Linked DNA regions of Homo sapiens: regions 2 and 3 are each linked to region 1. The links are chromatin loops, found by intact Hi-C in ENCODE. Cell type or tissue: PC-3. All regions are shown on one strand. Links, peaks and the distances in the headings refer to the core of each region. The heading gives the core; the rest is flanking DNA.

Region 1 (10,781 bases), core at 183-8,182:
ATGGATTATCATAACAGTCTTCATCTTCATCATCTTCTCATTGAATAAGCTGAAAAGGAAGAGGAGTTGGTCTTGCTGTCTCAGGGTGGCAGAGGTGGAAGTGCTGAGAAAATGAAAGGGAGACAGGAGAGGAAGGCACACTCAGTGTAACTTTCACAGAAAAAAAATCTGCCTCTAACGGGAGCCATACAGTTCAAACCCATATGATTCAAGGGTCAGGCGTAATATGAATAGTATGGAAGGTTTAACTGACTCTAGAAACAAAGTCTTTTTGCATCGTTTTACTATATATACATTGTTCCAGGAATGCTACTTTCATAGTTTAAAATGTATCTTGTAAATTTGTTTTGTTTGGCAATTTACAAAGAATTGTTGACCATTTCAGAAATCACATTAGCATGATAGCCCTGATTATAGTATGAGTCTTGTAACAATCTGCATGATAGTAGTTGTCACATTTGCTGTGATTTGACATGTACATATGAATACGGTTAGTTAAATGTTACCTCAAATGCTAAATTTTTTTTTTACTTTTATTTTATTTTATTTTATTTTTTTGAGATGGAGTCTCACTCTGTCTCCGTCGCCCAGGCTGGAGTGCAGTGTCCTGATCTTGGCTCACTGCAAGCTCCGCCTCCCAGGTTCATGCCATTCTCCTGCCTCAGCCTCCCGAGTAGCTGGGACTACAGGCGCCCACCCCCACGCCCAGCTAATTTTTTTGTGTTTTTAGTAGAGACAGGGTTTCACCGTGTTAGCCAGAATGGTCTCGGTCTCCTGACCTCATGATCCACCCACCTCAGCCTCCCAAAGTGCTGGGATTACAGGCGTGAGCCACCGCGCCTGGCCAATAATTTTTAGAAGTATCACCAATGTTTAGTTGAATATTATCTTAGCCTTAAATCAAAACTTATGCATTATAAATTAGAGTCTGACTATTTCATTTGTTTTCCTAGTGTGGTCATGCCTAAGCATTTATACATTAAAATACTGTAGATATTATTTTATTACTAAATGACTTTTATTTCTCCTATATATATAAATACACACACACACGCACACATATATATATATATATTTCTTTTTTTTGAGGCAGAGTTTTGCTCTTGTTGCCCAGGCTGCAGTGCAATGGCATGGTCTCAGCTCACTGCAACCTCCACCTTTGGGGTTCAAGCAATTCTCCTGCCTCAGCCTCCCAAGTAGCTGGGATTACAGGTGCCCGCCACCACGCCCGGCTAATTTTTGTATTTTTAGTAAATTGGGGGATTCACCATGTTGGCCAGGCTGGTGTTGAACTCCTGACCTCAGGTAATCCATCTGCTTCGGCCTCCCAAAGCGCTGGGATTACAGGCGTGAGCCACCGTGCCCAGCCTGTCCTTGTATTTTATTCAGAGCAGTAAGAGCTAATGGATATAGAATGCATATTATGTGCCAGACACATTCTAAAAGCTGTGCATATTGCTTACCTATCTTCTCAATAACTCTATGAGGCAGGTACTATTGTTACCCCCTTTTCAGAGATGAGAAAAGTAAGGCACAGAGAGGTCACTTGCCTGAGATCCTATGGGTAGTAAACGGCAGAGGCTGGATTCAAACCTGGCCAGGCCGGCTCCAGGCCTCGTGCTTTCAGCCAAATTACTATATCTCACTATATTGTTGTTGTTGTTGTTTGGTTTGTATGTCGGCAGATTATATTATTTATGAATTTTATTTCAAAATAGTAAAGAGGGTGTTTCAAAATATATTTGATGATGGAAAGGGAAGCACTGAGAACCATTGGCTGAAAATTGACGCTAACATGAAGGAGCAGGAAGTGAGAATTAAAACGTAAGGGCAGCTGAGGGCTAGGCTGAGACTCACCCCAGTGTTCAGCTCAGGAGTATGAAAGTGAGTTGCGTAGGATGCCAGCCTCCTTGAAGAAAAAGCATTCTGAACATCACGTATTTTGCTAACATTCTATCATTCCTCTATGCAGAAATATTCTTTTTGTTAAAAGGAACAAGATTCTCAAAGGCAAGGACTTTCTTTTCTTTTAAACTTTAAACCTCCAGGTGCAAAGTATGTATGGCACGTTATGGCCAAGGAATGTTGTTTGAATTCGTTATATTTTCCAAAATTAAAGACTAGAGTACAAATTTTAGTCTTTCCTCCTCTGTGTTCCTCTATGTTTTGCCCCTCATACACTTATTAGGAAAAACAACAGCTCCATTCTGATATCACTGGGTTATTGTATCAGCCTAATGTATCTCTATTCCCAAGAATGCCAAAGTTTAAAAGAGTCACTTTCTGTTTCAGTAAATGAGATAGTAACTGGAGCAATTTTAGCATGGATTGTTGCATAACATTGACCTGTTGGCTAATAAATCCCAGAGAGTGTGCAATACTGTTGGGTAAGATCCTTGTTTTACCATTTCTGAATCAAGCCTTACTCGGAGATGATCAGAAGACCACCCCCATGTCAGGGGTGCGCAATATCTGGACTGTTTTTACCTCCCTTGGTCTTGAGGATATCACTGAGCTAAGATTCTGCTGGTGATGTAAAGACCCAACCAACACCTATGAGCCCTGAGTCAGGCTGTAATTTGTTAGTGAAGCAGCCTTTTGGCCAGCAGGGATCTCATCTGTCACTCATACAGGCTTCTCCTAGTGTATCCCTTCTTACAACATGTAGTGCGGTTCTGCTAAGCACTCTCTCCCCAGCATCTACGTTTCCAGACAAGATTGTGCTTGTTGTAGACTGGCACTCCCAGGGAACCATCAAGTGAGCGTGCACATTGACAGGGCCTAAGAAGAGGATCAGCTTCCCTGCACCTTCTAGACCACAAATGCCACCAGCCAGGCACTTCAGGAACCTGCAAACATGAATCATCCTTTAGGCACGGTAAGAAGAGACTTGCACAAACTGGATGATCAAAGAATCGGAAACAGGTAAATGAAGTAGGTGCTGAAAATATTTTCAAGTACGTATCTGGAATGGCGTTTCCAGTATAGATGATTTGTCAGATTTTCAAGATGTTACTAGCAGCTAGGGTTAGTTTAACAGGAAGTCAAAGTGTTATAGATCAAAGATTCATCAAAAAGTAAAGAGGAATTATTCACAGCTCCTTCAATTTCTACAGTTCCAGCAATTTACTATATTGTAAATTGAGGTATTTCCATGATTATAATTCCACCTACACTGTAAACTGCTAGAAGTGAGAGTCAGTATCTTGTTCATAAGGTATCTCACAATGCATAGCACATAGTAGGCACTTCATAAATATTATTGAAACGGTAAAGATGGAAGAAGTGAAAAAGATGTAAATGGATATGTATTAATTTCCTATTGCTCTTCCAACAAATTACTGCAAACTTAGTGGCTTCAAACAGGCATCCCCAACCTCTGGGCCACGAACCGGTATTGGTCCCTGGCCTGTTAGAACAGGGTGTCACAGCAGGAGGCGAGCAGCGGGTGAGCCAGCGAAGTTTCATCTGTATTTACAGCCGCTTCCCATCGCTGGCATTACCACCTCAGCTCCACCTCCTGTCAGATCAGTGGCGGCATTCGATTCTCATAGGTTCAAGAACCCTATTGTGAACTGCGCATGTGAGGGATCCAGGTTGCACGCTCCTTATGAGAATCTGATGCCTGATGATCTGTCGCTGTCTCCCATCACCCCCAGATGGGACTATCTAGTTGCACGAAAACAAGCTCGTGGCTCCCACTGATTCTACTTTATGGCAAGTTGTATAATTATCTCATTATATATTATAATGTAACAATAATAGAAATAAAGTGCACAATAAATGTAATGAGACCGACCTTCCCAAAACCATCTCCTCCACCCTCGTCTGTGGAAAAATAGTCTTCCACGAAATTAGTTGCTGATGCCAAAAAGGTTGGGAACCAATGGCTTAAAACATCACAGATTTATTATTTTACCATTCTGGAAGTCAAAGTCTAAAATGGGCTGGCAAGGCTGTGCTCCTGGAGGTAGCAGGAGAGAATCCATTTCCTTGTTTTTTCCAGTTTCTAGAAGCTACCCGCACGCATGCCATGGCCGATGGCACCGTATCACTCCGGTCTCTGCTTCCATTGCCTGTCACATCTCCTCCTGTGACCCTGATGTTCCCACCTCCCTCTTACAGGGACCCTTGTGAGTACACTGGACCCACTGGGATAGGCCAGGATAGTCTCTCCATCTGCAACATCCCTTTTGCCATGTAAAATAACATCGTCACAGGTTCTAGAATGTGGACATCTTCCCAGGGTGGTAGAGGGGGGCATTATTCGGCCTACAAGCACTCTACCAGGGCAGACTTTCTCCCCTTACCTAATTCTAATAGTTCATAATACTTACCTGCTTGGACAGTCCATGAGTAGCTGGATATCGTCAAGCCCCAGAATGTAAGACAAGATAATGTTTCCAAATCCCTAGCTCAGTTCATATCAATGGAGTCAAAGCAGAGGAGACACTAGATTTTTCCAGATCCTTTACTTTCCTCACAAATAAATCACCAAGATGTATCACCATAACTATCTAATATTTCTCAGACTCCTCTCCTTCTTCCCATCCTGCCGCCTCACTTCACCTTCAGGCCTCATTTTTGGCAGAATTGCAATAGCATCCTGGGTAGTTTCCCCACCTCCAAGTGAATTTCCCCCACCCCTCCCTCCAAGAGGCTGTGCAATCTCTTTAAAAAGCAAATCTATCACTCCCTGGGAGCCAAGCACAGCACCGTTAGAAATATTTGCTGAAACATTTATTGAACAGAATTGGTGATAATAGACACTGATTTGAAAAAAAACGGATCCTATTATCTTTGATCTACTTCAGTTCTCGTTTGTGAGGGACTATTTTGATTGGACTTCACCCACTACCTGTGGGTAGTTTTGTAAGAAAGCCCATTTATCTGGCAAATTAATTCATGTATAATACACATGAATCATATTTATAATAATAGCTTTCTAAGATTAAAAGGCACATCACAGAGGAAATACATGAACTCCTCAGCCTGGACTAAACCGATCACTGCCACCAAGTGGCAAATGTTATCATTGGAGCCCGGAAGCACAAGGACACAACAGTTTCTTCCATTCATTTGTTCTGTTCCAGCCTCCGATGCATAAGGAACGCTATGGAATGTATCCAAGACCCACATCAGAACAGCAAGGAGCTGAGGTTTAGAGGAGTAATTAACAGGATTTTTATATCTAAGCAGGAAAAATGAAGTAAAAATACTTGTGAGCTTCACCATAGAAATTCGTTATTTTTTCCTTCTGCTTCTTTCCATTTCAACTTTACAGACACAGTGTTGCCTTGTTTATTGACAGTCAAAGGGGTATGACATTTGGGAAGGTCATTTTCAAAGTAACTCAAGATGATGTCTTTAAGAACTAAAACATATTTTTAAAATTTAACCACATATAACGGGCATGTATAGATGCCTCCCTGACACAGGAGTTTGAACAAAATGATGTGCTGTCTGTCTTGGTGCAGCCTGAAAGGCCAGTAGCTGCCAAGAAGGATAACTTATTTGGTGTCAGAGTGTAAACTCACCACAGTCCAGGGGCAGGCCCATCCTTGCAGGCACAGAAACTCTATTTTGTCTCTGCCTTGGGATTTTCTGTCCACAGGGATGCCGACTTAGCCTAATCAAGTCACACACAAAAACCAGAAAGCAATGTACATATTTGTTTCAGATAGCAAATATAGCACATCATATATTGACATTAGTTTGACTGCTGTTTTCTGTGCCTGTATCAGGCGTTGGGGTTAGGGATAGAAGTAAAGAGGAGGGGGAATCGGAGATGTCCATGTCAGAGAGAAGTAGAGAGCTGGGTTGCACAATTCATTCTGATGCCATTTCTGCTCTTGTTCTAGTTTATGTGGCTTAGCAATATGCCTCCTTTTTCTGGGTAATTAACATGAGTCTCTGTTCCTTACAAACCAGAGGATGAGCTTAAAAGATTGTTAAACACGTAATTATCTCTAATTATGCCGAGTATAAACAAACGGCTCTTACGATGTTTCCATCTGTAAAACTGATATGCCGATTCTTGCTTAAGACTTAGAGGTCTTGTTTGAGAAACTCTACGTGACTCTGATTCTCATATCCTAATTCCTACTTTACATCAGACACTTCTTCTGACATTTAAAAAGACAGGCTGGAAACTGTCATTCTTGAAGAAATAGCTGTAGAATAGCCTCTCTAAGCTACTTGGGAATACCAGAATACCAGAACAGCAGTTCTTTACAAACTGCTAATATACACCTTATAAAATACTGACCGAACTAATGGTCATAGCATCATAATGGTAACATCATTCATTTTCCCTTTTACACAGGTCCTGCCTATTATCTTTTGTGTCTTTGCTACTCTCTTGTTTGGACTTACTTAGGATTTTTAATTGTTTATAATAATATTGTGGTATATTCAAATTGTAATACTTGCTAAAAATGCAAGTTGTCAATTCCTTTTGAGACACAGCTAGTAATTCAGGAAATTTCTGAAGCACAAAAAGTTCACCTATGACCTTTCCATGATTATGCAATTACAGCCTCAATATGTGCTAAATATGGGTTGTCAAGAAGCCAGGAAATCCAGGTAGCAGCAAAGATTGAAATGAGCTAAAATGTAGCTGCGACTTTTTTTTTTTTTTTGACATGACATCTCTTACTCAAATAAGGGGGAAGATTTTTATAAGTTAATGATAATTGAAATAAAAATTGAGAGTCAGAACCAAACTAGTCAAGTTCATGGTTCATGCAGGCTGCATCAGCCAGACAGCAGAGAAGAAAGAGAAGGCCATACCCCGAAAGGGACTGGAGCCTGGAACGCCCCGCCCCCTGCACCCCCTACAAGTATGGCCAAAAAAACCACAAAAAACAAAAAACAAAAAAAACCCAGGACTTAAAGTAATTTAACTCTCAGTTAACTGTCAGTAATTGCTGAACAGCTGTGGTGGCTCATGCCTGTAATCCAAGCACTTTGGAAGGCCGAGGCAAGAGGATCACTTGAGGGCAGGTGTTCAAGACCAGCCTGGGCAACATAGCGAGACCTTGTCTCTACAATAATTTTAAAAATGAGCGAGTCATGGTGGTGAGCACCTGTATTCCCAGCTACTCAGGGGGCTGAGGTGGGAGTATCGCTTGAGCCCAGGAGTTCAAGGCTGCAGTGAACTATGATCATGCCACTGCACTCCAGCCTGGGCGACAGGGCGAGACTCAGTCTTTAATGAAGTCTCACTTAGAAAAGTTCCTCCCACTTAAATGTAAGACCTCAAATTATAAAAATCCTAGAAGAAAACCTAGGAAATATTCTTTTCAATATCAGCCTCGCCAAAGAATTTATATAGCTAAGTCCTCAAAACCGATTACAACAAAAACAAAAATTGCGAAGTGGGACCTAATTAAAATAAAGAGCTTCCGCACAGCAAGAGAAACTATCAAAGGAGTAAACAGACAACCTACAGAATGGTAGAAAGTATTTGCAAACTATGCATCCAACAAAGATCTAACATCCAGAATCTATAAGGAACTTAAATTAACAAGCAAAAAACAAATAACTCCATTAAAAAGTGAGCAAAGAACATGGACACCTCTCAAAAGAAGACATACATGTGGCCAACATAGGAAAAAACACTCACCATCACTAATTGTCAGAGAAATACAAATCAAAACCACCATGAGGCCGGGCACAGTGGCTCATGCCTGTGATCCCAGCACTTTGGGAGGCTGAGGGGGGCGGATCACTTGAGGTCAGGAGTTCGAGACCAGCCTGGCCAACATGGTGAAACCCCATCTCTACTAAAAGTACAAAAATTTAGCCCAGCGTGGTAGCATGCACCTGCAATCCCAGCTACCGGGGAGGCTGAGGCAGGAAAATCACTTGAACCTGGAAGGCAGGGGTTGCAGTTAGCCGAGATCATGCCACTGCACTCCAGCCTAGGTGACAGAGCAAGACCCCGTCTCAAAAACAAAAACAAAACAAAACAAAAACACAATGCGATACCATATCATACCAGTCAGAAATGTCTTTGTTAAAAAGCTATTTTGTTAGAAGACAAGAGATGCTGGTGAGGCTGCAGAGAAAGGGGGAAACTTACACACTGTTGGTGGGAATGTCAATTTGTCCAGCCACTGTGAAGAGCAGTTGGGAGATTTCTCAAAGAACTAAGAATTCGTGGCTCTGCCTAGGTAGTAGCCATTTTTTTATTTCTTTACTTCTCTAATAAACTTGCTTACACTTAAAAAAAAAAGAGAGAACTAAGAATTGAACTACCGTTTGACAGAAATCCCATTACTGGCTATTTACCCAAATAAAATCAAGTCATCCTACCAAAAGGACACATGCACCCATATGTTCATCACAGCACCATTCACAATGACAAAAACGTGGAATCAACCCAGTGCCCATCAACAGTGGAATGGATTTTTAAAAACCTATGGAATACTATACAGCCTTACAAAAGAACACCATGGAATACCATACAGCCATGAAAAGAACAAAATAATGTCCTTTTGCAGCAACTTGGATGCAGCTGAAGGCCACTGTCCTAAGTGAACTAACATAGAAACAGAAAATCAAATTCTACCTATTTGCCTTTATAAATGGGAGCTAGACACATGAACATAAAGATGGGAACAATAGACACTGGAGAACACAAGAACAGGATGGGGAGAAGGGCAAGGCTGAAAAACTACCTATTGGGTTCTATGGGCTCACTAACCAAGTGACAGGTTCAGTCCTACCCCAAATATCAGCATCAGGCAATATACCTTTGTAACAAACCTGTACATGTAACCCCCGATCCTAAAATAAAAGTTGAAAAGAAAAAAAAAAGAGTTCCTCCTTCCTTATCATCAACATCCTCACGATGGGTCAATATAGCCCTGTTTTTTTGTTGTTGTTGTTTGTTTTGTTTTGTTTTTACATATTTGACTTTTGCTCTAACTTCTGCATTTCAAAGAGAAAAAAATACCAGAGCATGTTTCTGAAGACTCCCTGCTTTCATCCTCAGATACCTCTGGGCTACTCTATTCTGAGGGAAGGAAACAGGTACATGCCTATGCTCACGAAACACACCCAAGCACCACCACTGAGTAAGAGGTCAAACTTCTGTTTCCACCAAAGGGTATATGGGTTCCCCAGAGCTGTGCTGTCAACAACAGACGGCCCTCTTGCAGGGTGTAAGCCCCTCTCCTGAATGCCCCAGCATATCCTGCCCCTGGCAGGAGTTTCCAAAGAGAACTTCACAGGCACTGGGAGAAGGAAGACAAAGGCTCTGTTTGAGACACTGAGTCCATACTAAGATTATAACTAAAAGGCCATGACTGACAGCAAAATGCATTTAGGGATAAATTAACATGAAGTTGAATGTAAATTTAAGATCATATTTGTAAGTTTCACCACCACTTTTGAAATTAAGAGTATAGGTAGGAAGATACTATTGGGATGATTTTTTACCCAGAAAAAGAAAAAGTTTGGAGAGAAATTGTGTCAGAGATTGCATATGTATGTGTGTATGTATGTATGTATGTATGTGTATTTATTTATTTGTTTGCTTGTTTAGAGAGACTGCAGCCTCACTATGTTGCCCAGGCTAGTCTCAAACTCCAGGCCTCAAGTGACTCTCTCACCTCAGCCCCCACAAAGTGCTGAGAATACAAGCATGAGCCACAACATCCGGCCACAGATTAATTAATCTAATAAAAAGTTTGTCAATAATGAGGCCAGGTGTGGTGGCTCATGCCTGTAATCCCAGCAGTTTGGATGGCCAAGGCGAGCAGATCACTTGAGGTCAGGGGTTTGAGACCAGCCTGGCCAACCTGGCAAAACCTTGTCACTACTAAAAATACAAAAAATAGCCAGGCATGGTGGTGCACACCTGTAGTCCCAGCTACTAGAGAGGCTGAGGCAGGAGAATCGCTTGAACCCAGGAGACGGAGGTTGCAGTGAGCCAAGATCACACCACTACACTCTAGCCTGAGTGACAGAGCGAGACTCTGTCTCAAAAAACAAAAAAAAAAGGTTATCAGTAATGATAGCTTTTTGCAAATAAATTTTAAAATTTATATTAAGATAATATATAGATGACATTATTGTCTGATTAAGTCATACCTTATTAATTAAGTCATTATCAAAAATTAAGACATTATTGTATGAGTAAGTCTTTATCAAAATTTAAGAAATAGAATCCATTTGTATCTTATAGTCATTTATTGTCAGGTCACACTCCGCATAATTCTTTTTTTTGAGATGGAGTTTCGATCTTGTCACCCAGACTGGAGTGCAATGGCGTGATCTCAGCTCACTGCAACCTCCACCTCCCGGGTTCAAGCAATTCTCCTGCCTCAGCCTCCCAAGTAGCTAGGATTATAGGCATGCACCACCACACCCAGCTAATGTTTGTATTTTTAGTAGAGACGGGGTTTCACCGTGTTGGTCAGGCTGGTCTCGAACTCCTGATCCCAGGTGATCCACCCACCTCAGCTTCCCAACGTGCTGGGATTACAGGTGTGAGCCACCACGCCCAGCCTGCATAGTTCTGATATGCATAAATTTCTGTTTCCCGTCCCCCAACGCAACATGGTGCAAATTGCATTTACTAAAATATATTAACAGTAATTAGATAAAGTATAAATTTGACTCCTAGCTCTTCAGTCCCTAAATCACTATGCAAATAACATGCACATCGTGATCAGTGACCAATTATGTCACTTCTTAGTCTGCTGTTGGTCACCGAACATCTGTTATTCAGTTCACACACAGACAGCGAAGTATATACAAAAACGAGTTAG
Region 2 (10,956 bases), core at 1,844-9,843, 77 kb before region 1:
CTCAGGAGTTTGAGGTCAGTCTGGGCAACATAGCAAAGCCCCCTTTCTTTTTTTTAAAATTAAAAAATAAAAATAAATAAAATATTAAAAGTGTGTAGCACTTTGCCCTTCTCTCCCTCTCTCTCTCTCTCTCTCTCTCTCTCTTGCTCTGCTATGTGAAGATTGTGCCTATTTCCCCTTCACCTTCCACCATGACTGTAAGTTTCCTGACACCTCTCCAGCCATGCTTCCTGTACAGCCTGTGGAACTATGGGCCAATTAAACCTCCTTTCTTTATAAATTTCTCAGTCTCAGGTAGTTCTTTATAGCAGTGTGGGAATGGACTAATACACCATCATAACTAATATTTATTAAGTGCTTAACAATGCACCAGATATTGTTCTAAGAGCTATATTCATATTAACTCATTAAATCCTTACACCAGCTATGGGTGCTATTACTGTCTCCATTTAACAGATGAGGAAAGCGAAGTGCATAAAGGTTAAGCAGTTTGCCCAAGGTCATACAGATTGGTGTGTATTTGTGTCAGAGATAAGATTCAAACCCCAGCCCTCTGAGCTCAGAGCCTCCCCTTTGTACCATTGTGCTATCTCTTATTTTATTACAAGAGACTATAAAGTTCATCGAATTCAGTCTTCCAACAAACACAGCTTCTTATAACAAGCCATGCTCTTACTAGATGCCCACTGTGATGGGGAGGTCCCTAATCTGAGAGCCAGAAGTGTTATACTAGAAAACATACTTGACAACTTTTGAAGATAGTAAAATCACCCACTTTTGTCAATACCTTAGGGTAACCAGTTCTGCATATCATCAATGAAAAATATGAATATAAAAAGCATCACTTAAAATTCCTCAACAAAACATCAAATTTTATGGTAAATAAAGCATTCTTTACTGCAGAAGACAATGCAGACATCTTACTGCCTGACTCATCAGTAAATGCGTATCTTTTATATACATGTTGAAACAATAGAATTTATGTCTTAGAAGACGTCTATACAGCTAAGGTATGCACCAAAGCTAATTTGTATGTCCATGAGTTGGACAACCAGGACAACGGGTTTTAATAACTACAGAAAAAGAAAGAGAAGGGCAATGGTCACCAAAAAGCACAATGGTGACTAATGAGTTATGACTAACAGTGTTTCAAAGACAGTTGTAACATAATTGGAAATGGTAGAAACTACATACTGAGGACAATAGTGATTATTGTCTGGGTCATAGAAAATAATAGCATTTAAGTTAATACGCTAATACTTTCTGAAAAATTACCAGGATTTCAGTTATATCTATACAGTCACAGAAAGATGTGTCCTTAATAGATAACTGTGGGCGGCCGGGCGCGGTGGCTCACGCCTGTAATCCCAGCACTTTGGGAGGCCGAGGCGGGCAGATCACGAGGTCAGGAGATCGAGACCATCCTGGCCAACATGGTGAAACCCCTTCTCTACTAAAACTACAAAAAATTAACCCGGTGTGGCGGCAGGCGCTTGTAGTCCGAGCTACCAGGGAGCCTGAGGCAGGGGAATCGCTTGAACCCAGGAGACCGAGGTTGCAGTGAGCCGAGATCGTGCCACCGCACTCCAGCCTGGAGACAGAGCAAGACTCTGTCTAAAAAACAAAAAAAACAAAAAAAAAAAAAAAAAAAAAAAAAAAAACTGTAAAAAGAATGCTTCCTTTGAATTCCCCAGCAAGTTTAAAGTTGTGTTTCATCTTTGGAAAAAAATGAATTAAGGCTTAGTACAATGGCTCACGCCTATAATCCTAGTTCTTTGGGAGGCCGAGGCAAGAAGATCACTTGAGGCCAGGAGTGAGAGATCAGCTTGGGCAACATAACGAGACCCCCTCTTTACAAAAAATTTTAAAAATTAGCTGGGCATGGTGGCATACTTGGGAGGCTGAGGTGAGAGAATCACCTGAGCCTGGGAGGTCAAGGCTGCAGTGAGCCACGATCATGCCACTACACTCCAGTCTGGGGGACAAAGTGAGACACTGTCTCAAAAACAAACAAACAAACAAGAGTTAAACCAAATAAAAGATGTATACCTCAGTGAGGAGCTAAGACATATAATTCTTTTAAAATCATTTTATAATAGAAAATCAGAGTAATAATGAGAAGAATTACACAGGTATTCAACTCCAGTCTTTCCTAGATCATTAGGAGTAAACTTATAAACTTTAGAGGTGGGGACATCTTCAGATTGTTTTACTCTTCTACTATAATTATTAAATATAAATATTTAATTGTTATTATTAGTAAATTTAAATCAGTAAGTACTCCATTTCTAGAGCATTCAGTTTATACTTGGGCATCTAAACATGCAATTGCTTGTAAAATAGACTCTTCACATAATTATAGTTATAAAGTACTTTGATAGTCGTGGTATATTCCTTACTCTTAGAGAAGCAAAAAAAAAATCAACCCATAAATAAATAAATAAATAAATTACTTAATTCTCCCACTGAAAAATAATCTTCGGAGGACCAAAGATAGTCAGTAATGCTATCAACTTCCCTCTGCATAAATCCTAGACTAGGGATAAACATACCTAGGCTACACTAATTTGATTCACAAACTAGAATAACAAAGTGAAACTCAAGCTTTTCAAGTCATAAATATCACTAAAGAGAAAGAATTCGTTGCAAAGAATTTTCAATTACATACCAAAAAGTTATGAATTTTCTTGGTCCAGTTCTGTTGCCTTTGACCTTTATGGAAAAAAAAAAAAAAAAAAGAGAGAGAGAGGAAAAAAAAGTGAGTCATGAGATTTCTGCCTGGACTCAATCACCTGGGTTAAAATCAGAATCCCACCACATCAACCCCAAGAATAAGCAACAGAACAGTAAGTTGATCATCGTGATAATGTTAGGGTAGACAGCTAGGCAAACACAAACAGTTCAGGAAAGTCCCACCACCACCACCACCCAGGAATGTCAGGCAATGTTAAACCACCAGGGGATGGTCAGGTAGTTGTTAAACTGGCTCTCTAAAATAATAATTGGTGGCAGCTGGTGCCAGGGACAGGCAGTCTCCCATTAGATAAGTAACACTTGAAGCTGGTGATCAGCAGCTTCCTGATAAGATCTCAGGAGATGGCGAATGGGCCCAAGTATGTGTACTAAAGGGCAAAATGGCAGAGTTTAGCATATGACCTCCCTCTGGGAACACTCGACTGGTAAGGGAAAAATGCCTCAAGTGAGCATGCATGCAACTTCAGCAAACACACTGAGCATGCTCCCCTCCCAACGTCTGGCAGGCCATTGCACATGCGGAAAGCCCACCCCAAGGGAAGAATCAGGGTAGGAGAGACAGAAACCCCTGTACCATGCTGATGTATAAAACCCCAAGTCAAAGATCAAACAGGGTACTTGGATCTCTCAAGTTGTCCGCTTGGCACTTTTCCAAGTGTACTTTACTTCCTTTTGTTCTTGCTCTAAAACTTTTTAATAAGCTCTCACTCCTCAAAAACTTGCCTCAGTCTCTCACTCTAAGTCATGCCCCTCAATTGAATTCTTTCCTTCGAGGAGGCAAGAATCAAGTTGGTGCAGACCTGCACAGATTCACCTCTGCTAACAATAACTTCCCACTGTCTCTCTCAAAATATGAAAACAAAAGTTTTCTCTCATAGGAAAGAAGATCTGGGTAGCAAATTATCAAAAAATCATTAAACTGAGATCCTCAACATTTAATTTTTTCTAAAGAGGACAGTAAAAATAATGTTTTATCCTTTTGAACACACCCCATGATACATTTTTACTTCACTTTTAAATACCACGAAAGATGTGCACATAGATTGAGAACTTCTATCTATTTTCCTGGAATTTTTCCAGTAGGAATATATTGCCTTTTTTTTTTTTTTGAGACAGAGTCTCACTCTGTGGCCCAGGCTGGAATGCAGTGGCACACACAATCTCAGCTCACTGCAACCTCCGCCTCCCAGGTTCAAGTGATTCTCCTGCCCCAGCCTCCTGAGTAGCTGGGATTACAGGCACCTGCCACCACGCCTGGCTAATTTTTGTATTTTTAGTAGAGACAGGGTTTTGCCATGTTGGTCAGGCTGGTCTTGAACTCCTGACCTCGTGATCCACCCGTCTCGGCCTCCCAAAGTGCTGGGATTACAGGCATGAGCCACTGCACCCAGCCCAGTGGGAATATATTTCAAATTAGTAACAATAATTCTATTCATTGCCTAAAAGCATACATTTATAAAAACACAGATTTTTATTTTTTAAAATCTATATATTTGCATCTCACAGAAAAATAAAATTGTAGGAAAACATGTTCTGCAAAGGACATATTTCAAGATCTGTATTTTAATAACTCAATCTACTTGAGTACTTGGATTTTTTTCTTTTTAAATTTTTTTTCCAAAATTTTATTTTGAAAATGTTTAAAACTATAGAAAGCTTGTAGGAATAGGTAGCAATGAACACCTAGATGGCCTTCACCTTGATTCCCAAATTATGACACTTTTCCACATTTGCTTTATCTCTCTGCATATCTAAATATTTTGCTGAACCATTTGAGTCACTTGTAGACATAAAGATGGTTCACCCCTATATACTTCAGCATGTACCTCCTAAGAGCAATGATCCCACTATAGTTATTAATAATGATCACACTCAGGAAAGGTTTTTTTTTTTTTTTTTTTTTTGAGATGGAGTCTCGCACTCTCGTCCAGGCTGGAGAGCCGTGGCACAATCTCGGCTCACTGCAAGCTCCGCCTCCTGGGTTCACGCCATTCTCCTGCCTCAGCCTCCCAAGTAGCTGGGACTACAGGTGCCCACCACCACGCCCGGCTAATTTTTGTGTTTTTAGTAGAGACGGGGTTTCACCGTGTTAGCCAGGGTGGTCTGGATCTCCTGACCTCGTGATCCACCCGCCTCGGCCTCCCAAAGTGCTGGGATTACAGGCTTGAGCCATCGCGCCTGGCCACACTCAGGAAATTTTAAATTGACAAAATGCAATCACTATACAGTCCAAATGTTCCAATTGTATCACTGATGTCTGTTTCAGTGTGGAAGATTTGTTATATTTTATTTTAAATCCTGGATTTAATCAGGGATCACCAAGGCATGTCTACGGTCTCCTTTTACCTTTCAGGACATGTTTTTGTAGAGTCCAGGCCAGTTGCTTTGCCTAACACCCCTCAATATGGATTTGACTGACTGTTCCTTCACAACTAAGTTAAACATTTTTGGCAGAGGTACTCACAGGTTGGAATGCTTTCCTTCTTTGTATACATTAGGAAAACCACATAACAGGTTGGATTAATATTTTCTTTCAATCACTTAGTAACACTTAGTGATTGCCTCATATAAACTAAATTTAGTGTCACAGTTTGCAATTTACAAAATGCTTTGATATGGATTAATTTATGAAATTTGCGCTACAATCGCATGAGGTAGGTTTTTTATTTTGGTCATCTTTCCTCTTTTGAATAGAATTTTATCCAAGTTCATACAACCAGCAAGTCTAGCTCAGTGGCCAAAATTTAAGTATAGAATTACCGTAAAAATCACCCTAGAGTAAGAAACTCTATTTTCAGGTCAAATAAATCTAGATCCCTTTTTCTCTTTTGTAACCTGTACTCCCTGTTGTCCAAACTCTTTGCCTTACAGTTCTTATTTTGTTGTGTTAAACTACAAGGTAGTGAGGTATCATGATTTATCTAAACATTTTTTCAACCATAATTATTTCAAATTATAAGAGTTAAACCAGAAACAGTGGAAAAAATGGGTATTAACTTAAAAGTGGGCGATATGTTAAAATAAATGAGTATTAGCTGTATTGAGTAAGCTAACACTCAAAGTGATTGGCTTTTCTTCATGTTTTTGCCTTTGCTTTGGTGCAACTAATGATATACCAGCTCTTTCTTTCTCCCCAGAACAAGATCTTATGTCACTTCCTCCTACATTCCAAAGCAATGAAAACAGTATTTCCTGAAGGAGTCATCTGTATGTTTACAAAAACTTTCCAGCATATTAAATTAGGTAGTTTTTCTTATTTACTTTTTGCCGTGGGGGCCTCACAATCGCAGTGCTGTTTAGTTAAGAATCAAGTCAAGAAAAGTTTGGGAATCGGTGTATGTAACTTGAGTCACAACTTATAACATGAATCTCTAAATAGACATTCCAGCCAGAAAGAGAAACAAACAGGTTTCCCAACCTATAGGTCAAGGGTACTGAAGCTGGCAAAAGCCAGACAAGGTTTAGAGTGATACTGAAATCTAAAAAGCAATACAACCCAAGTCCAGGTCAGCGCAACTGCAGATGCTTATCTGGGTGGCATCAGACTCAGATGTACCATCTCAATCACTTTCAGTATAGAAAGATCTTCAAGAAAATAGGCTGCAATTGTCCACTGACAAAAACCACTTTACTAAGCCTCAAGCTAAGATAACAGATCAAGATCCATTTACTGCTTCATCCATGCACCATTTCTCTAACATTCAGTGATCTGAATATCTCACTTCAAAGCAAAAGAGCAATTAGAGCCATTTAAAATGTCTGAATAATGAGTGTGATATTATTGTTACTGTCCAGTGTTCAATTTCATAAAGAAGCAGGAACAGACTCCTGAAAAATACCCGGAGAAAAAAATGAACTATCTTTTCCACTTCCACAGAGCTCTTCGAGCATTACATGACTTTCTTTTGAATTGGCATATTATGCACCCCCTAAAAGAAAACTCTCTACTTTAATCCCAAGAAAAGCATTATTCTTATTCTTCATTTGAATTATTTTTTAGGCCAAATACAGTAAAGGAAGTTGCACTGATGATTGTGCTTAAATATATAAATTGGGGCAAGACAGGGAGCAGCAAGAAATGTTTCAACTGTGAAGTCTTTAATAGAACATGTATCATTCATTTTTCCCCACTAATCCTCAACAGACTCCTATTATCTTCAGATAATAAGAGAGGCTGCCTGCCATTAATTTAATCACTGTAATTTCCTAAGAAATAAAGACTGATGTCTATTGAAAATTATTCCAATTATGTCTTTGAACATGAGTTCAAAACTGGTAAAATTACCACTTTCAATAATATATTAACCTCCTAATTGTTATTAGTTATTCTCACAATCCTCTTAAAGCAAAGAATGACATTGGGGCCCAATTCTTTTATTCAACTTTGAGACACAATTATTTTTAAAACTTTGCTCAAGTTCAACCCACTTCAGGTGTAATCTAACCCTTTAAAATACATCCTAAGAAGCAATTTATCTGCTTAAAAACAAAAACTGGGCCGAATCCTTTTTATTATATCATGTAAAATCAAACTATGTAACCACTTGAAAATAAGTAGAAGTAGGTAAAAGTAAGGAAATCTCACAGAAACACCAATGATAAAAGTACTGGAGGCTGGATGCAATAGGTTATGCCTATAATCCCAGCACTTTAGGAGGTCAAGGCTGGAGGATTGTTTGACCCCAGTGAGACAGCCAAGTATAAAGGGGTTTCCCGAGAACCTTCGACTGGCCTGTGCACAGGGAGGTGTGTGCACTGTGGTGCAGCCATGAATTTCACACCATTTGCAGAGCGGAGGATTCTGGCTTCCCCTGTTCTGGGGTGGTAACTGGGAATTCAACCTATGAGGCAGGAAGCCTACCAGCAGAACTCTCACTTTGCTGAGAGTCCCTGTTTCCCTTTTTATTTCCTTTTTGCCCAATAAACCCTGCCCTTCTCACCCTTCAAAGTGTCTGCGAGCCTAATCTTTCATGGTTGTGTGACAAGAACCTGGCTTTTAGCTGAACTAAGGAGAAAGTCCTACACCACCAGGAGTTCAAGATCACCCTGGACAACAGAGTGAAACCCCATCTCTTTTAAAAAATAAAATATAAAAATTATTTTTTAAAAAAAGTACTTGGCCGGGCGTGGTAACTCATGCCTGTAATCCCAGCACTTTGGGAGGCCAAGGCGGGCACATTATGAGGTCAGGAGATCGAGACCAGCCTGGCTAACACGGTGAAAGCCCGTCTCTACTAAAAATACAAAAAATTAGTCGGGTGTGGTGGCGGTCCCCTGTGGTCCCAGCTACTCGGGAAGCTGAGGCGGAAGAATGGCGTGAAACCAGGAGGCGGGGATTGCAGTGAGCTGAGATTGCGCCACTGCACTCCAGCCTGGGCGACAGAGTGAGACACCATCTCAAAAAAAAAAATACTAATAGCCAACATTTATTAAGCTCTGATTATTTAATTTGTACAGTCATGTGCTAGATGCTGCTCATGCATTAAGTATTCATTTTCACAGCAACCCCGTGAAGGTGGTGCTGTTCTTACAAATGAAGACCACTGCCCTGGCATCTGCCGCTGTGGCTGCTGTTGACTGCTCTGTTGGCAGCTGCCACTCCATTGCTCACGGGTGGCTGCCGTGCTGCCCCCAACCTCCTCTGGACACCCCCATCTCACCGCACCCCACCACCAACACACACACACACCTCTTTCTGCTCATTGATGAGGACTTTCCATAGTGGCACACACTTTGCTGTGAGCATTGCTTGGGGAACAGAGAGCACAGGGGGTCTAGGTCAGCGACGCCTGCACAAGGATCTGCTGCCTCTTCCCACACTGCTAGACTTCTTGGCTCATCTTGGCTTTTGCCAGCAGCCCCATGGCTCTCCCTCCAGTCCAGCCTTTTGTGGATCTGAGTCCATCAGCTAAGTCTGTACATGTCTAAGCTAAAACTGCAGAGAAATTTAGCCTCTCTTGCCCAGGGCTTTGGGACTCTTGCAATACTCCTGGTCATGCCTCTGTCCTGAACTGTCTGGAGCTCTCTGACAGCCAGGAGGTGACTGCCTGTCACACACATGTGCACACGCACACACACACACACACACACATGCGTACACACACACACACACGCACACACACACACACACACACACACTCTTAGCAGTTGGCTGGCCGCCATCTAATGTAGCAGGTCATGTTAGCACACTGTCTTCCCTGACACTGTTCAAAATATTAGTCCCAAATTATTAGCTATATGAAGGAGCTGACAGCTACTACTCTCAAACTTCTCAGTGTTCTGAGTCTAAATATGCTGTGGGCTCTGTGCATACATTTCATGAGGATAAAGGAAGCACAGGGAGATAGGGAAGAAAGGAACAAAACAGGAATGAAGGGAAAGGAGCCCTTTTGGGCAAGCAGATTCCAAGGGGTGCTCTTGTTGGGTTTTGACCACCCAGAGGGCACCAAGAGGACAGGAACACCAGAGGCAGGGGAAGAGCTGCTATAAGAAGAGGATGTAAAGAAGACAAGGGAGTGTGAAACACAAAAGTCACTTCTCGGATCCACCGTTGCCTTCTCTGCTTCTCCTAGAGGCCAGCGCCACATCTTTTCACCTGTTTAGCCCACCCTCAACTCCACCGCATGCCCTAGAAACTCCCAGGCTAGAGATTCATTTTTGGCAACTACCAACACCCAGGAAAAACTCTGTCTGTATCTCTCCTTGACCAAAACGTATGTACCACCTAAAATGTTGTTAAAATGAATATCGGCCGGGCGTGGTGGCTCACGCCTGTAATCCCAGCACTTTGGGAGGCCGAGGAGGGCAGATCACGAGGTCAGGAGATCAAGACCATCCTGGCTAACACAGTGAAACCCCATCTCTACTAAAAATACAAAAAATTAGCCAGGCATGGTGGCGGGCGCCTGTAGTCCCAACTACTCGGGAGGCTGAGGCAGGAGAATGGCGTGAACCCAGGAGGCGGAGTTTGCAGTGAGCGGAGATCACCCCACTGCACTCCAGCCTGGGCGACAGAGAGAGACTCCGTCTCAAAAAAAAAAAAAAAGAAAAAAAAAGAGAATATCATCCTCAACGGTTTTGGATAAAAACAGACAAAGAACATTAAAGTGAGAAAGGCTGACAGGGCCCCAGCCACAGTGGAAGTCAGGAGGATTGGATGCAGATCCTAAATGTGCGATATAAGATGACGCTGCTCTCTCTGCTTCCCCACTGGTCCAAAGTCATTACATTTCTTTTTTTCTTTTCTTTTCTCTCTCTCTCTTTTTTTTAAATAGGGTCTCACTCTGTCACCCAGCCTGGCATGATCATGGCTCGCTACAGTTGCAACCTCCCCAGGCTCAGGTGATCCTCCTGCCTCAGCCTCACTGAGTAGCTGGGACTGCAGACACACACCACCACACCTAGCTAATGTTTGTATTTTTTGTAAAGACGGGGTTTCACCATGTTGCCTGGACTGGTCTTGCACTCCTGGGCTCATGCAATCCACCCACCTCAGCCTCCCAAAGTGCTGGGATTACAGATGTGAGCCACCGCGCCCAGCCCAAAGTCATTACCTTTCTAGGTGTTTGGTCCTTCTGGCTTGTAGCAGGTTCCTGACTCAGCACCCCTACCATGAGCATATTTTAAACCCCAGGTTGACGTGCAGGTCTGGCAATGCTATTGGGCAGCCTACATTCAGGGCTCATGGTCACCATGTCCTCACTCTGATTGTGGCTCTGCCAATAACTACAGCATCTATTCCACTTTTTAGAAAACTATGTTGCTTTGACATTTACAAATGCATATTTGCATTGTTGTAAGCTTAAAAATGCAAAAGAAAAAGTTAATAGAGGAAAACAAAAATCACCATCATCCCCAGGTCCACAGGTACCCACTGTGAACTCATTGTGCATTTCCTGTCCACTTTCTTCTATTCATTTTGAAAATTTGTAACATAACAAGGGTCATTCTGTACATACAGTTTTGTGTCTGCAAGGCCTAGTCTTAGAGCTCTGCATGGACGGGGATGACAGCTAATATTTTGGCTGCTTGAGAAGTCACATTTAGATCCTTGCATCACAGTAGAGGCCCTGACATTCCACTAACTTTATTAGGCATGGATGAGATTTTGGACAGCACTCTAATGAGCCGCAGTGCTCTGAAGAGCATTCTTTTCTTATCTCAGCTGTTGAGCGTGAGGTCCCAGGGTGCAGAACAATGTGA
Region 3 (10,956 bases), core at 1,549-9,548, 89 kb after region 1:
ACTGTGCTGAACAAGCTCACTGCTCATAATACAAAGCATTAACACTGAGAGATTCACATTCGTTTTCATGTACAGCATAAATCAGTTCATTAAAACTAAAGTGAAAAAGTATATTGGATGTTCCTTAAGCTTCATTCCTGAATGCTAAGGAGAAACATAAAGATGAGGCCAGATCATTTCTCTTTTAACGAACCGAAAAATTCACAGAAGGAGTAGGATTTCAGAAGTAGCTTTAGAACAGTAAGGAAATGTTTGGAGCACTGAAAAGGCTGAGATGGGAGGAATGGTGAGAGTTCTAGACAGTATGCAGGCAACAAATGATTAGAGATTGAGAATTGAAGAATACAGAGCATTTCTCTGAGAAACTAACCAGAATCTCCTTGAGGATTATGAGAGAATAGAAGCATTGTAACCTCAAATAATCACAAGTTCCCTGAGATGTAGAATTATCAAGCAGAAAAATCACGTTACTGCCCACATAAGAATAGAATGTATTGTAGCCTGAAGACTTTGTCCTCAAGGCACACATATATTGAATATGCTAGGTTTTAAATAGTGTCACCCCCCAGAGTTTTATTATTCCAATACATTATGACCTATTGTTCGGCAGTCCTATTGTTTAGAATACAATTAAACATTTATAAACAGCTAAATTAAACTATTACGCAGTCCCACAAAGGAGGGAAAAGCCTCAATTTCTAGTAAACTGATCTAACAGTCTTAGAATTTGCAATAAACCATATTCTTTTACTTATTTGTCAGATGGATCTATCTGCCAGTTTCTTGCTTCAAGCAATTTACAGAAAGTCTAGCAGGACCAAGAGAAACACACAATTCAGTAAAATTAGATTAAACACATTCCATTTATACAAATTAAACACATAATTAAATGTGAAGGAAAAAGAGAAGAAATTCTCACAGAAAGGGAGCCACAGGGCCCAGACCTACTCTACTGTCATGAAATCTGGCTGCATATAATCCTAAACCTTCAAGGAAATCCCAAATGCAAGATGAAAACACACACACACACACACACACAGAGAGAGAGAGAGAGAGAGAGAGAGAGAGAGAGAGAGAGATAAGAGCCCGCAATCCAATACCAGTCTCCCTTCTTACTGACCGGGTAACCTGGAGCAAGTTACTCAGCTGTCTCATTTGTAAAATGAGAATACTAATACTACCCACTACATAGAACTGTAATGAAAATTTAATGTTAATGTTTATAAAGAACTTAAAACACCATGGAACACACAGTAAATACTCTGTAAATTTAGTTAAATTTTAAAATGTGATTTATTCAGGTCCTCAATTTTCTAAATGTTCAGAATAAAAGTTGCTGGCTGGGCATGCTGGCTTACTCCTATAATTCTAGCACTTTGGGAGGCCAAGGCAAAAGGACTGCTTGAGGCCAGAAGTTTGAGACCAGCCTGGACAACATAGCAAGACCCCATCTCTATTAACAGAAAAAATTTGTTGTTTGTTTGTTTGAGACAGGGTCTCACTGCAGCATAGCAGCACGATCATAGCTCACTGCAGCCTTGAATACCTGGGCTCAAGTGATGATCCTGCCTTAGCCTCCCAAGTAGCTGGGACTACAGGTGTGTGCCACCACACCCAACTAATTTTTCATTTTTTTGTAGAAACGAGGTCTCCCTATGTTGCCCAGGCTGGTCTTGAACTCCTGGGCTCAAGCTGTTCTCCTGCCTTAGCCTCCCAAAGTGCTAGGATTACAAGTGTGAGCCACTATACCTGGCAGAAAAAAAAAAAATAATAATAAAATTTTTGAAAGAGAATAAAAGTTGCTAAAGAGACACAGAAACTCCCAAATGCTTAGATGGCTATGTTATTACCTTTCCCAGAACGTGTTCCCAAATGTGAGAGCCTGCAATCATCATTGGTTTCACCTAAAAAATTTTTATGATTTATATCAGAACGTAAGCATCACAAAAGCAGTGACTTTGGACGGGCACAGTGGCTCACATCTGTAATCCCAGCACTTTGGGAGGCCAAGGAGGGTGTATCACTTGAGGTCAGGAGTTCGAGACGAGGCCTGGCCAACATGGTGAAACCCCATCTCTACTAAAAATACAAAAAAAAAAAAAATTAGCCAGGCGTGGTGGCAGGCACCTGTAATCCCAGCTACTCGGGATGTTGAGGCAGAAGAATCAGTTGAACCTGGGAGGCAGAGGTTGCAGTGAGCCGAGATCATGCCATTGCACTCCAGCCTCCATCTCAAAAAACCAAAAAAAAAATAGTGATTTTGTTTTGTTCACTACTTCCTCCACTGGTGTGGAGAACATTGCTGGTGTTCAATAAATATTTGTAAAATAAACACATGAGGCAAGAAGAAAGACAAAGAGCTCCACATAAATATTAATATCACACCAATGCACAGAAGTCATCTGCTTTTATTTTCTTTCCTTTTTTTTTTTCAGACAGAGTTTCTTTCACTCTTGTCAATTCTCCTGCCTCAGCCTCCCAAGTAGCTGGGATTATAGGCACCCGCCAACACGTCCAGCTAATTTTTGTATTTTTAGTAGAGACAGGGTTTCACCATGTTGGCCAGGCTGGTCTCGAACTCCTGACCTCAAGCAATCCACCTGCCTCGACCTCCCAAAGTGCCAGGATTATAGGCATAAGCCAACATGCCTGGCCTGCTTTTATTTTCTTATACAAATAAGCAACTAAACTATTGATTGTGATATCAGTTACAGATATTTGCTGCACATTTCAACATTTCAAGATTAAAGGAGGTCATTTCTGCACAAAGAGAAATATCATAAACAAAATAAAACTCCAAGCCTCTCAGTATCAGTCTTTGACAAGATACCTGCCTTGTACTAAGAATTTTTATTAATTAATTAATCTCCCCTAAGTGTAGAAAGGATTATATACATGAAGACTAAGAAGTTAGAGTAAATGCCCCAATGCAAAAAAAAACAAACAAAAAACAAAACAACAACAACAAAAAACTATGGCTATTCTCATTTTCTGTAAAAGAGTAAAATCAGATGATGAACTAGGTCCCAGAAAGCAAATGGTCATCATGACCACTTTAGTGGAAAGTGTCCCACAGACCACACCTTCTGTGGCTTTGCTTCCAGCTTAGCAAGCTCAAGTTGGCAGAAGCTACAATTCTTCAAATACAGGAGCCCAGAGTGGTTCTTCCAATGTTTTGCATTGAGTACTCTCACCTGAGTTGGGTTTTGTGCTTTCAGGTTGTTTTTTGTTTTCTGGGTTTTTGTTTTGTTTTGTTTTGTTTTTTTAATGATTAAATTCAGAAATCAGTTTAGCTAAAGCTTGTAGACTCTCATCTCACTCAAGACTTTTAAGAATCACAAGTGACATGTGCCAGGCGCGGTGGCTCACGTCTGTGATCCCAGCACTTTGAGAGGCCAAGGAGGGTGGATCACTTGAGGTCAGGAGTTCGAGACGAGCCTGGCCAACATGGTGAAACACCATCTCTACTAAAAATACAAAAAAAAAAAAAAATAGCTGGGCTTGGTGGTGGGCCCCTGTATTCTCAGCTACTCAGGATGCTGAGGCAGGAGAATCAGTTGAACCTGGGAGATGGAGGTTGCAGTGAGCTGAGAACATGCCATTGCACTCCAGCCTAGGTGACAAGAATGAAACTCTGTCTCAAAAAAAAAAAAAAAAAAAAAAAAAAAAGTGACATGTGATGCAAAAATTTGCTCCAACAGGATTTTGGTAGACTATGCTCTTCCACGAGGAGAATCATCACAGACTCACACAAATTCAATTTAATTCAACAAACTTTAGGAAGCAACTACTATATGTAAGATACTCTCTACTGGAAATCGACCTCCATTACAAAGGAGACGGGGTTCAGGGGTAGGTCAGCTTATTATTATCTGAACCAGAGGGACGGAAACAGGATTTGGGGGGTACATTTACACCTGACCACAATATTCTCAGAATTCCCAATACTTTGAAAAACATTAAATGGTAAAGACCTGACATCAAAGCTCCTTAGCCTTCCCGACTTACTGACACCACTGGCCAGTATATTATAACTTCCCCCAAACATGACATGTTGCTAAGAACAAAAAGACAGCTTTCAAACAGAAGCGTGACATGTTTTGGCTTCTATGTGAGCGTAGTATGATTAATGGAGGGAGCAAGGCTGATGTCAGGGCATGCCAAAAGCCAGAAAGGTGGTCTACTGGTAGGCCTCCGAGTGCCCTTTCGTGAGATGAGTCACCCAGTTACATCACTTGGAAATGCCTTTCTTCTGTCGCTCGTTTTGTTGATGTCTGTAGGCCTTAATTTTCAGGACTAGTTGATAAAGAGTTGATTTAAATATAGCAATTTGAGGTTGTTCAATAATACTATGTTTGAAACCCAGCAGTGGGCCAGATGCAGGGGCTCACACCTGTAATTCCAGCACTTTGGGAGGCCAAGGTGGGTGGATCACCTGAGGTCAGGAGTTCGAGAACAGCCTGGCCAACATAGTGAAACCCTGTCTCTACTAAAAATGCAAACAGCCGGGCGTGGTGGCCTGTAATCCCAGCTACAGGCGTTCTCTGCATTCTGTTCTGTCATTTGTCTCTGCAGAGTATCCCTTCACCATGTCCCCTTCTGCTCGTGGTCACTGTCACAGCTGAACTTATGTCTTGCCCGGATTTCTGCAATAACCTAGAAAGTGGTGGCCATGCTCACTCCCTTCTTCCTCTTAATTCATCCTCTATCATTCCATCTGAGCAAAACCATCCTGTCCTTTACAGATCCCAGTCCATTAGCTCAACACAGCATCTCAAGTCCTTTGGGACCCGTCCTCTTCCAAACCTCCCTGCAGTCCCATCATCCTGTAACTCACCCTACTGGTGAGGACACAGTAAGCACCTGTTCTGCTGAGTTTCTCCAAAAGTAACAAAAATGTCACGCACAGGTTGGCAAAAACAGCACCCAGGCCAAATCCTGCCAGCTGCCTGTTTCTGCAAACAAAGTCTGAATGGAACACGGCCATGACTCCTTGGTTTACAGATTGCCTCTGGCTGCTTTTGTACTACAATGGCAGAGTTGAATAGCTGTGATAGAGACGTATGGCTCTCCCACAGAGCCTAAAATATTTACTACCTGGCCCAGGTTTACAGGCCCTTGGTATAACTGACAGCAGCGATGAGTACAGAGTGATGATGACCTCTGCCGACCAGAAAAATAGACTCCACCAGTCTAGTCTGGAATTAAGGGAATGTGAGTTTTTCTTTTTTTGTTGTATTTTTTAAGGAATCATTTCATACAGTTACACTGAATTTAAAACCATAGAAAATGCTCCCCCCTCCCCTAATGAAAGACCTGAATGTTTTAGGAGGTTCCTTACAACTTTTGAGCCACTTTATTATTTTCTTTTTGTCAGTTCTCTTGAGGCATAATTTATAGACATTAAAAGTCACCAATTTCCAGGGTACAACTCAGTGAGCTTGGACAAACAGGCAGTCATTCAACCACACTACAATCATGATAGAAACATTCCTATCACCCCCAAAAAAAGTTCCCTCGGGCCCCTTTGCTGCCTACTCCCTCCCTACAGCCCCGTCCCCAGCTGCCACTAATCTGATTTCTACCTAAATGAGCCCAATTTCTCCTCCTGGCTGTACTCCCTGTCCTGCCCCAGTAACACTGGCTAACTCACTTAGTTCTGGTTCTCAGGCTTCCCATCAGTGGATTAGCAGGCTTCCATTAGAACTGACACCCACGCACACTACTAATTGCAGCTCTGATTTTATCAGTCATCCTTCGAGGTTTGTGGTTAAATTTAATTTGAAGAACGGGGACCATGATGAAACATAATGTCTGAAAACTGGATTGGAAAGCTGCCGTGCTTCTTTCAGGTCTAAAGATCCATAGTTCCAACATATGTTTGAGCTACTCAGAAGTTACCTTTACTTACAAGAGCAGAGAATGAAAAAGGAAATAAGCTGCCCAGAAACTTAAGTCCTAAATATCCTCAAAGCTACAAAAGAAAGAAAAAGAAAGAAAGAAGAAAAAAAGAAAGAGAAAGAAGAAAAAGAAAGAGAGAAAGAAAGAAAGAGAAGAAAAAGAGAGAGAAAGAAAGAAAGAAAGAAAGGAAAGAAAGAAAGACTAGCAAATGAATGAACTTGGTCTTGAAAAAAACCATATAAAGACGATGCATGTAAGTCGGGTTTTGACCCTGATCAGAGCTGTGAGCTGGAACTGCTGCTCCCTTGGAAGCAGGGGCCCTGTGAAATCCAAACACATAATAAAGATCCAACCACCAAGAACCCTGGGAAGCCCAACTTACAACCAGCAAAGTTCTTTCACTTTGTTTCTGAAATGGAATGACTGATTTTGAGGATAAGGGACACCCCACTGGCCATTTTTTGGGGTACCAAGCTGAAAGAACAGTAATGCAGAAGAGAAAATAAAAGTTTAGACTCTTACCCATTTGGGAAAAGCTGATCTACACATTGCTGAAGAGCTACCAAATACGTAGTAATGAGCCCACAGCTTCAATTTCTTACAAAAGGCAAAAACAGGTGGAATGGAAGGACAGTCAACCCTAAAGCGCTTTCTTGTTCCCAAAGCAAACTCAACTTTCTTGTTAGTAACCAATGTTCTCTAAGACTTAGGTCACCCTGAAGACATCGGAAGACGTAACCAACGAACAACCACACTTTGAGTTTCACAACATAAGTAGAAGACATATTATTTAAACAAAATTTGGAACTAGCAAACACATCCATGCCAGGATAATTTAAGAAAGTAAAAATAGAAGGAATACCTTAGCTCAAGGATTCAAGTTAACCAGAAAACAACAGTCAGACGGGCTGCCCTCATTTGAGGTTTCTGAATGGGTAAGTAATGTGTCCCAGCTGAAAACTTTAACCAGGAACCTCTGGCTCTCAAGTTGTAGGGCTCCCAAGCCTACGCTGCCTCAACCCCAACCCCAACAGATTCTGTACAACTTCTGACGACTGTGAAATGGACCCAGCCTGCCCCCACCCCCTCCTGGGACCCTGAGCTGCTGAAAAAAGTCTAGCCATGGAGGGAGAAGCACCCAGAGCAGGGACAGGCGAAAGAACAGAAGTTGGTATTATCTGAAAGGATTTTTGGAGGGAGAAGTTTATGCTGATCTAAATCACAAAAAAAGAACCGACATGCAAATCTTAAGTCAACTGAAGAGATCATCAGAATTCAGAATATAATGGCAGCCCTCAATATTCTCCTTTGAGTCCTCCTTCTTTGCTCCTCCCTCAAAAAACAATGTATGAGGAGCTTGAAAGATAATACTGAGGGCAGGGAAGAAACACAACATTGACTTATATGTTTGAAGGTGTGTGTGCGTGCATGTGTGTGTAAAAGCATATACCTATATCTCACAGCAGACATTAAAAATGCAAAATGAGAGACTCTAAAGACAAAAACACAACTGTGGGGATGAACACAAAACCTACGCAATACTCTGGTAAACATGTACTTTCCAAGGTTGTTTGTTGTAATTCAGTAACCACACCATTGTATCCAATTTTGTAACAGACCTTGGACCAAACAAGGGGAGGGGAGGGGAAGAGAGAAGCCACATATGAAACAGAAGAAAGGAATGCATTTTACCCAGGAAGCTGTACTTTTTGCCTCCTCTAGTGCAGCCTACTTTGCCAAAACCGTAAATTCGATTTGGTCTAAAAACCAAACACCGGCAAAACTATCCTCAGTTCATGCTTACGCTGAATGAAGGGTAGAATTAACTAGCTCCCCTGCCACACAGCAAGTTTATGTTTTTAGCACGGGGGAGAACCAACTCGGCACAGAGACATGCAGTGGCCGCGACAGCTGCACCCATTGCTTGAGTGTCAAGTTGGGCGAGTTCTACCGTATGGAGGTGAGCACATCCATCACTTCTGCTCCACCTGAGCCATCAGGATTTCCATGGAAAAACCATTCAGCCAACCCTCTCCCAACACTGCCATCATCATTTCAAAGTGCGTGGTCCAAACAGCCAGGTCTTGTATTAAATTAAAACCCCGCATGAATAGGGGGCGGCTTGATTTACAAAGTTCCCACCCACACAGTGGCTCATGGATCCCTGCAGTGACCCCACGGAGGGTGCTGGCCGGGTTATCATCATCTCCAGTTTATTGGTAAGGAAAGCAAATCCCAGAGACTATCAGGAAAAAGGCAAAGCTAAGACAGAACCCGGACCTCAACTGGGCACCTAGATCCTTGTGGGGTCTGAGGTGGTCAATGAAGAAATAAGTGGAGGGGAAGACAGTTAAGTACGTTAATGTGCAGAGTCCATTACTGAGTACTTACTATGTTTTTGGCACCACGGGATGCATTGTGGAAATGGCATAATTTATAGTTGCTGTTCAAGTAGCTGAAGATTAAACAATTGTAAAATAAGCAAGAAGAAGCTCTGCACCAACTATACAGGCCAGGAGAAACAGTATGGCCTGTGGAGCCAGAAGGCCTGGATTCAGCTCTACCACTTCCCAGCTGTGTGACCTTGTGCAAATTACTTAACCTCTCTGTGCCTCACTTTCCTCATCTACAAAATGGAGAGGACAGCAGTCCCTATACCTCATGGGATTAACTGGATGATTAAATGTGTTAAAATGTGTAAATGAGTTAATATTCTTAAAGCACTTACAAAAATTACCAGGTATATAGTAAGCGCTACTATTTAAAAAATAAAAGAAACTGGGGCTCAGCTTATAAGTAACTGGCCTAAAGTCACACAACCAATAATAGGCAGAGTCAGGATTTAAAGCCATTTCCCAGAATTGTGAAAGGAGAGCATGAACCCAGCATGGGCTTGCGAGATTTGGAGGTTTGATGGCAGGAATCTCATATTATCCGCAACCGATGCCTTTTACTTCCTGAAGTGGCAGGAGTTGGAGGCAGGAAGGGGTGCTCCAATACAAGGAGGCTGGAAAAGGGCCGAAACGGCTGGGGACAGCCGCCTGGGACAATGGAGCAGGTTTGCCAGGCAGCATTAAAGTCTTTCTAAAATGTTTTAATAGCAGCTTTATTGAGACATAATACATATACCATACAATTCGCCTATTTAAAGTAAACAATTCAGCAGGTTTTAGAATATCCACAGAGCTGTGCAACCCTAACCACAATCAATTTTAGAATTTTTAACACCCCCTCACCAAAGAAAATTCTGTACCCATTAGAAGTCCCTCCCCCCGAAATTATACAATAACGTTGTATAAGTTCCCCCCACCCTGTCAGTATTCTTTCCGGTGAACCTGTCTGACCCTCAACCCTAAGCAACTACTAGTCTACTTTCTGTCTCTATGGATTTGCCTGGATGTTTCACATAATGGATCCTGCACATTTCACATAAACAGAATCATACAGTATGTGGTTTTGTGTGATTGGCTTCTTTCACTTAGTATCAAGTTTTTGAGGTTCCTTAAAGCCTTCTTAATGCACAACTTCAATGCTCTTCCCTTGCTCCAAGCCCTACTGGCTTCCCACTGCACTGGGGATAAAATCTACAGCCAAAAAGGTCCAGTGTGATCTTCCTGAAGGCATCTCCATCTCCGGCCACATTCTCCCCTAACCACTATGCTGGATGCTGGCCAAGCACCTCGGGCTCCTATCTCGAGGCCTTTCCCTGTGAGGTCCCATCTACCTAGAATGGCTCAGTCTCAGCTCCCTTCACATCTGCAGGGAGGCTTCAGCTGGCCACGGTATATGAAGGAGCCCAGCATTCTGTTATTCGCTGTGCCCTTCACAAGCCTTTCCAAACCTGTGACTGTTTATGTGTTCATTATGCTGCAGCGAGCCCCCTGCCTCCCGCCACAGAGGGCCAGGACCATGCATGGCCGCATTATTTACCATTTCGCCACCTGCACTGCCCAGCACAGAGGAAGCACTTTGGGATTGGTTGAATGAAAGAGAAAAAAAGGAAGGAAAAGTCCAGCTGAGGTTGAAGACTGCAGTTTGGAGATGCATAAATCAATAAAGTTGTACAATTTCCCCCCACCCTGTCAGTATTCTTTCCGGTGAACCTGTCTGACCCTCATCTTCTCACCTTTTTCTTTTTTTCTTTCCTTTTTTTTTTTTTTTTGAGACGGAGTCTCGCTCTGTCGCCCAGGTTGGAGTGCAGTGGCACAATCTCGGCCTCAGCCTCCCGAGTAGCTGGGACTACAGGCGCCCACCACCACGCCCGGCTAATTTTTTGTATTTTTAGTAGAGACAGGTTTTCACCGTGTTAGCCAGGATGGTCTTGAGATATCTCCTGACCTTGTGATCGGCCCGCCTCGGCCTCCCAAAGTGCTAGGATTACAGGCGTGAGCCACCGCGCCCGGCTTCACCTTTCTTTCATATATACATCACCAAATATTTATTATGCAACCCACTGGCACATGGGCTGGGGGTATTCACCGTGGGAAATGAGAAAAAGGAGATCCCAATCCTGCAGCCTGCAGTACGGCAGGGGAAGAATCCTTCGAGTTCTTCAACACAAAATTCCCACAAGTTTGCTATGCTCGCGGCTTCACGGGATGCCAGCCCTGGTTACCAGAATGACTTAACTGAAGCTTTCTCTTGTTCTCCAGAAAACCCAGTTTTCACTACACTCTAGGGGCCAAGACAACATTTCCCAGATCCTATGCTGCTTGATATGAATCTCTAGGGTCCTCTCATCTTACAGAGTCACCTTTTTGCTGTGCTGAGGGAAGAGTATCTAGGCCTCTGGCTCTGGCTCTCATGAGCTAAGTGACCTCAATCAGATCACTTGGCTTCTTCACTGCAGTGTAAAATGCAGGAGCTGGGAAGGTGACCCTGTGGTTCCCACTGGCCCTGCGTTGCTATGATTCTGTACTTCTTAAGGTGCTGTGTTTTTTCCCATCATCAAACTAATCAGGCACCACCTTCATGCCAAACCCCCGATAGCAGAAAGTCCTCTAATAGCAAAGCCAGCTCCCATCAACAGGGCAGGAATTGGCACTATTTGTGTAC

Evidence for each region. Hi-C counts contacts between places; a loop is a spot of excess contacts. Peaks named below come from ENCODE experiments on the same cell type or tissue, not always from the same donor. Only the 100,000 strongest peaks of a DNase experiment are listed, where the experiment ranks them.
Region 2: a loop joins it to region 1, with 8 times the contacts of the local background. A loop is called at or near these places in 5 of 110 quality-filtered maps.
Region 3: a loop joins it to region 1, with 4 times the contacts of the local background. A loop is called at or near these places in 4 of 110 quality-filtered maps.

The regions. Positions count from the first base shown.
Region 1 is chr6:154,365,709-154,376,489 of GRCh38, forward strand. LOC105378067 (a long non-coding RNA gene) reads right to left here and starts at 7,005. Exons shown (of 3, transcript XR_007059823.1): 1 at 5,538-7,005. In PC-3, for the core only: a CTCF peak has its summit at 5,014 (motif pointing left); no DNase peak of the experiment used is centred there.
Region 2 is chr6:154,287,045-154,298,000 of GRCh38, forward strand. It overlaps IPCEF1 (interaction protein for cytohesin exchange factors 1), which reads right to left. Exons shown (of 12, transcript NM_001130700.2): 2 at 2,669-2,712. Among named protein-coding and RNA genes, the nearest start is that of IPCEF1, 64 kb to the right of the region's middle. In PC-3, for the core only: no CTCF peak of the experiment used is centred there; a DNase peak (open chromatin) is centred at 6,027; H3K4me3 peaks cover 1,541 bases; H3K27ac peaks cover 2,422 bases.
Region 3 is chr6:154,453,067-154,464,022 of GRCh38, forward strand. The region is part of intron 1 of CNKSR3 (CNKSR family member 3); the gene reads right to left. Among named protein-coding and RNA genes, the nearest start is that of CNKSR3, 52 kb to the right of the region's middle. RefSeq lists a silencer at 9,389-9,683. In PC-3, for the core only: a CTCF peak has its summit at 5,140; no DNase peak of the experiment used is centred there.